Regions from separate parts of the Homo sapiens genome. Here region 2 is linked to region 1. The links are chromatin contacts, found by Hi-C or POLR2A ChIA-PET in ENCODE. All regions are on one chromosome and are shown on one strand. The core of a region is the stretch at or near the end of the contact, and the rest is flanking DNA. Distances in the headings are between cores, read along the strand shown.

Region 1 (3,001 bases), core at 269-2,768:
ACAACATTTAAGAGTGGAGATTAGAAAGGAAGACAATGCCAAAGCTTCCCATGTTAGTCCCACCCCATCCAAAGTACCTCACTTCCCACTGTGCCATGTGCTCCCTTGAGGATCCTGGGAGTGACTGTCCTTGGTTGCTTGCCAGTGGATCTGACACTGACACCTGGTGGGGAAAGTGGCAGGAGCACTTGGTTCCCTGGAGTACTGGGATACCTTGGACTTCAGGCTTTGCCCCACCTTATCACAACTCCCTGCAATTTCTGGCCTCACCCACCTCCTCTAGTGCCATCTGTGGCTGTGATACTGCATCTCCTTCAGAATAGCCTCCTGTGTTCTGCCAACTCTCAGGATGTCTGGCATCTTCAGTCAGGTTGTGTCCCTGAACTGATGATGGGGCTGGGATAGAATCCATGGCTGCCCAAATAATGAGGCGCTCCCTGAGTGAGCCCAGGCAGTGGAGGCTGTTAGGCCCAGACCTGGAAAAGGATGGTGGAAAAAAATAGGAGGGTGGAGACCTCTTAAGCACCTCTCCACATTTCCCTCCCCCACTTTCCACAAACCCTTTCTTGCCGGCTACCTGTTCCCCCTCACCTGAGGAAGCGTTGGCACACAAGGTCCAAGCTACCACCAGCGCCCTCCTGACAACACTGGGACACTATGAAGGAGAAGAGGCAGGACCAACCAGGGCCTGGGAGTCTCAGATACTGGGGGTGGAAGGAGACGGTAAGCCCCATGAAGTCAGCCCCTCCCCCTCCTGCCGCCGCCACTCGTCCGGGAGCCAGTCCGTAAGTAAGACTAAGACGGGTCCCACAGGGCTTGTTAGCACACCAGGTGCAGCTGGGCCTGAGTTCCCCAGGAGGCCGAAACAGCACAGTCCCCTCAAACCACAGCCCCCTGGGACAACCCCAGCAGCCTCCTCGCCCCACTTGGAGTTCAGTTATCGGAACTACCTCAGACCGTGACTACTCGCAGCCTCCGGCCCCGACCGCACCTTCCACCTCCAGCCCACGTTTATGCTCCCTCGCCCTCACCTCGCTCACACACCCTGAGCTCGCACTTACCCCTCGGTGGCCTTGGAAAGCAATCACCGGCCGTACCTGCGGGGAGAGCGAAGATGTGACCGTTGAGCGCAGGTGAAGCAGTGTCCCCAGGATCCGGCGTCCGGAGCCCGGGATCACCTGCCTAGCGGGCTTCACTTGGAGAGGTGGGGAGGCCAGAGCTTGCGGAAGCCGCTCCCTCTCCCCTGCACCTTCTCCAGGGTCGCCGGCTGAGGCCCAAGGTCCCTAGGGGCAGTGACTAGAGAAGAAGGGGGCCGGCCGTACCTGTTGCCGCTGACACTCTTGCAGCGCCCGCAGGGCAGCGTCGTTGAGCCTGAGCAGTAAGAGGCTAGTCCGGGCAGCTTGCGTGAAGCAGAGCCGGAGCTGTCCTCTCAGAGGCTCCTGGAGCTCCTCCATGGCGACGAGTTCGAGTGCAAGCAGCACGGGGGCCACAGGCGAGGGCCACCACCGCCACCTCCTCTGTTCAGGGTTTGGTTGGCACACCCGGTAACCCACGTCTGCCCCACCCTCCGCCAGGAACCCGCCCCCGGCCCCACCTCCCGCCAGCGCCACCCCAAGCTTTCCCAGCCGCGTGGGCGGCGCTTCGCTCTCCCCGGCCAACCGCCCGGACCTCGGCGCTTTCTTCTAGGATCCGCATGAATCGCTTTGGGCTATCGGAAGAGCTATCCCCAGTTCTCGGGAGAAAGAGTCCGCGACCAGCGTCTGACCTCTCACTCAGAGTCCCCAGTCCTGCCTTAGTTTCCCCAGCGACCCTGAATTTGGAGTTGCTGTCTCTAAGTGAAAGCTGAACCTGCAACCCCTTGAGGGTTTCAGCCGCAGAGGGGCGGGAGAAAGGGCCTGGTTGGTAGGCGGGCTCAGCGGTTCGCGCCCAGTTAGCCCCGAGCTTCGGAGACCCGAGAGACCAGAGGATGGCTGACACGAAGGGGCACCCGAGACAGCGCCTGGGCTTTTTCCCGCCCGCGGTTCCACCGCTCTGAAACCGATTTCTAACAGAGAGGTAATTGGGGCCCTGCGGTTGTGGTGGCAGCAGTGAAAGTTGGCTGTCACCGACTGGAGCGCCCCCAGTTGGTGGGCAGGGATACGGGCGCGGGTAGTGGCAGGAAAGTTGCAGGGCAGAGAGCCAGAACCCAGTCCTAGGTCTCACCTCGTGGCCTAAACACGCGTCAGAGTGGTGAGACCGCTCCCTGAGGAGGGCCAGGAGCTGCCATGAAGTCGCCAGGCATTCCAGAGGGCCAGATCCTGGTGCACTGAGACCCCAGCACCAACCTCTGGCCAGCCCTTGGTGTCTCCACTTGTTCCTGTTTGATTATGTTTCCCAAGAGCCCCGATGTTGTCCTGTTTCCTAAACAGGATCCCTCTGTTAAATCCCTGGACCTGCACAATCCCCGGGAACCTTAACGTCCTCTACTACAAATAAAATTACCTATACATTTGTCAAAACTCATAAAAAAAAAATACATTTTTTTTTTTTTTTTTGAGACGAAGTCTTGCTCTGTCGCCCAGGCTGGAGTGCAGTGGCACGATCTCCGCTCACTGCAAGCCCCGCCTCCTGGGTTCACGCCATTCTCCTGCCTCAGCCTCCCGAGTAACTGGGACTACGGGCACCCACCACCACGCCTGGCTAATGTTTTGTATTTTTAGTAGAGATGGGGTTTCACCGTGTTAGCCAGGATGGTTTTGATCTCCTGACCTCGTGATCCACCCGCCTCGGCTTCCCAAAGTGCTGGGATTACAGGGATGAGCCACCGCGCCCGGCTAATACACATAAAATTTGTATGTAAATTATACTTCAATAAAGTTGATCTTTAAAATCTGTGCTATTTCTGTTTCTCTGCGGCAATATCCTAATCTGATAAACAGTTGTGGTAATGGATAAAGCTGGTCTCTTAGCTGGGCATGGCGGTGCATGCCTGTAGTCCCAGCTACTCAGGAGGCTGAAGCAG
Region 2 (3,001 bases), core at 322-2,821, 96 kb after region 1:
TTTATTTCCTGATAGATGAAGCTATGAAAACCATTGCTTTTTCTACAATGAGATAAACTAATTTTGAGAGAAAATGAGAGACATGTTAGAACACAGTATAACCAGGTTAAAAACTTGAACAATTTTTAAAGGTGGAGATATACCAAAAAAGACTAGTCACCAATCAAAGGAGGTTTATTATTCAAGCACTATTTGAAAAGCAAACTGAAGGAAACTTTTCTATCCATATTTTCTGGGATGAGCCCTGGAAAAAAACAACCCTAAAGTTTCTGTTTACAGAGCAAAATTTAGCTGTTAGAAATGGCATAGACTACTGTACTGTTAGAACTCTAGACACAAGGAACATACTAGGATATGGAATACTGCATCTGTCTCTAATGTGAATATGAAAGGTCAGAGTTGAGGCTATCACTCACTGCATAGAAACACCAGATTCTACAAACTGAGGTAGGAGCACTACACTAAAAGGTAATCTTCTATGTTGCATAAGACAGTAGATACCAGGTGGACACCAGCCCCCTGTCTCCTGACAGCCTTTTCATCTCTGGGTCTACTTTTCACGTTAGTCCTGTGCTAAATAAAGCCTTTGCTATGTAGATGACAAGTGGCAGTGGCTAGTTGATTTTAACTGACCCCTAATCTCTACTAGGATCTCCTTCGGTTTGTATTGTCACTCGATAAATAGATGTTTATAATTCTGCCTAAATTGTTGCTGGTATGAAAATGGTCAGAGAAGCCCTCTTCCCTTCTTAGATTCCAGCTGTGTTTTAGCATTCCAGTATTTGATCTTGCCCATTTGGCATCAGACATCTCTTTGCTGGTTAGTTGTTCAAGCACCCTTTAAACAAGCAACCCTAGTGCCTCCACTGGGAAGAGGTCCCAGATCTTTGATACATGTCAGGCATGGAAACAGAGCTGACTGACCCTCTTCTGCTAACATACTGGTAAGGATCAGTTTTATTGTCTAGAGCAGGATTGGCGTATTATGGCCTGTAGGCTAAATTCAGCTCACTGTTTTCATAAAGTTTTATTGGAACACAGCCATGTTCCTTCATTTACAAATTATCTGTGGCTGTTTTTGTGCTGTGATGGCAGAATTGAGCAGTTGTGACACAGTATGGCGTGCTAAACCAAAATATTTACTGTGTAGCACTTGACATAAGTTGATTGACCTCTGGTCCAGATGAAAGGATGTCTTTAAAATTATGCAAATCTCTCCCTAAGAACCCCAATTATTCCACAGTTGTCATATTGTAAACATGGACATGGTTCTACCATCTCGGGGGACAAAATAGGGGAGGTCAAGTCTACAAGTGACTTGTTCTGTTCTGCGTTTGGGGCTGTCCAATTAGGGTATCAGCAGCTGCTCTACTTTTGTGTGGGTCCAGGAATATGTCCATTGACCACCCTTAAATAAGCCCTCAAGCCCCAGATGACTTAGAAATCTCTCCCTGAGATGAAAACAGGATCTTGTGTGTGATTGGTTTTAGAGTTGAAGAGCTTGGGCCTAGGATCCCACACTCGCCCTTCATATGCCTGTGCTGCGTGCTTCGAGGACTTCCCTCTGCAAGGATGGTGATGCTTTCCTAGAACTTATGCAGAGGATGACCCTAGGGGGCAGCATTTCTACATCTAAGTGTTGGTCTCTGCCACGGTCACATTCTGTGTTTTGTAGGCATCTCTTAGAAATCTATTTTAAAAGATTCTTTTCCTGGTCCCTTCTAAGGCTGTTGATCTTGGAATTCTATTTTCTGAAGCTTTTCATTCTCAGGATCAGTTTCTTTCTTGCATCGTTTAGTTCATCAGGCTCTATTTTCTTAATCCATAAAGTAAAAACAAAATATGAATTGTTAAGAAAATAACATTTCGTTGTTAAAATATAAATTGAAATAGTCTTTGGGTCAAGGGGGTGTATATAAAATAAGCACTGCTATCCAAATCTCAACAGTCTCTCAGGTAACTTAACTCTGCTTTCTCTTAACTACACTTTGTCCAACATTTCTGACAGAACTATCTATCTCTGGTACCACTGAATTCGTTTAACGCCCCTGGAGCACTATAAAAGTCTTGAGGTTCTTCGGAAAAAAAAAATCACGTTAAGTCTAGTTTCATTATACAAAACTATGGTGATGCCCACTAGGCTCTAGACTAAGGGGACAGACTTACCCCACCCCTGATGCTGCTGTTGCTGTAGCGGTGGTCCCTTCAGATGCCCACTCTGCTCAGATTTGAAAAAACAAAAGGAAAAGAAAATCCAACTCAGACCATCATAAGAAGCAACTTTCCATTTAATCATTCTACATGGATGTTTACTTTTTTAAAAGTTCTGGCTGGCAAAAAAAACAAACAAAAAACTAAACAGTCCCCATTGTCCAGATCCCTGGCCTGCCCTGCTGAGGCTGCAGTGATGAGTCTACTGGAACCCAGTGGCACCAGCAGGAAAAGCTCCTGCAGAATACAGAGGACAGCAGCTCTCTAGTTTTCAACTAGTGTCCCCTCTGCTAGGTGATACTACTGCAATAATCAGTAATAGTAAAATAAATTATTTTTATTTGATACTTCAAAATAATATACATCTATGAAAAATCAAAATTCAAAACCAAAAATTATCCTGCAAATTGGAAAGATGAGAAACAGAGTCGCTGAGCCTTTCTTGAAATAACTTCTGAAGAAAATGAGTTTTCCCAGTTTGTTTAGACAGGGCATGAGCCTATCCCTTTCTTCTTCTGGGAAACACCCTCCTAGGCTGCAGTGGACTTTGAGTCATGAGAGGAGGACTTGGTATATGTGCCGATGGTTCCGCGATGGGTCCCATTGCTGGGAATGGGTAGCCGGGTTCCTTGGTCCACCTGGCTAGTTTTTGGGAGGAGTCATGCCTTCTCAGGTGTCAATGAGCAGGCTCACCACTGAGCGGATTTTGCAGGCAAACCATCGCCTGAGGGGACAAAAGTATTGATAGTGGAATTGTTCAAACTCGGGGGTCTGGCGGATATCACGGAAA

What was found. Hi-C counts contacts between places; a loop is a spot of excess contacts on that map. ChIA-PET counts read pairs that join two places held with the same protein, here RNA polymerase II (POLR2A). Pooled maps may share reads with other maps.
Region 2: a pooled map shows a loop between it and region 1 (2.3-fold over the local background). The contact joins the enhancer-like site here to the promoter of ELL3 in region 1. A Hi-C loop is called at or near these places in 1 of 168 maps with a recorded cell type or tissue (G401) and 1 of 50 pooled maps. POLR2A ChIA-PET finds 5 or more read pairs at or near these places in 2 of 52 experiments (activated T-cell and activated naive CD4-positive, alpha-beta T cell).

The regions. Positions count from the first base shown.
Region 1 is chr15:43,775,448-43,778,448 of GRCh38, forward strand. It overlaps ELL3 (elongation factor for RNA polymerase II 3), which reads right to left and starts at 1,519. Exons shown (of 11, transcript NM_025165.3): 1 at 1,323-1,519; 2 at 1,062-1,097; 3 at 592-704; 4 at 275-476; 5 at 78-163. The coding sequence starts at 1,454. It also overlaps a transcript of SERF2 not described here. RefSeq lists enhancers at 960-1,488, 982-1,031, 1,642-1,851 and a silencer at 1,472-1,581.
Region 2 is chr15:43,871,005-43,874,005 of GRCh38, forward strand. It overlaps FRMD5 (FERM domain containing 5), which reads right to left. Exons shown (of 14, transcript NM_032892.5): 14 at 1-3,001. The coding sequence ends at 2,881. Among named protein-coding and RNA genes, the nearest start is that of WDR76, 46 kb to the left of the region's middle. Within about 2 kb of position 1,572, at least 2 of the 41 ENCODE cell types and tissues checked have a DNase peak (open chromatin) inside an H3K27ac peak, as active enhancers do.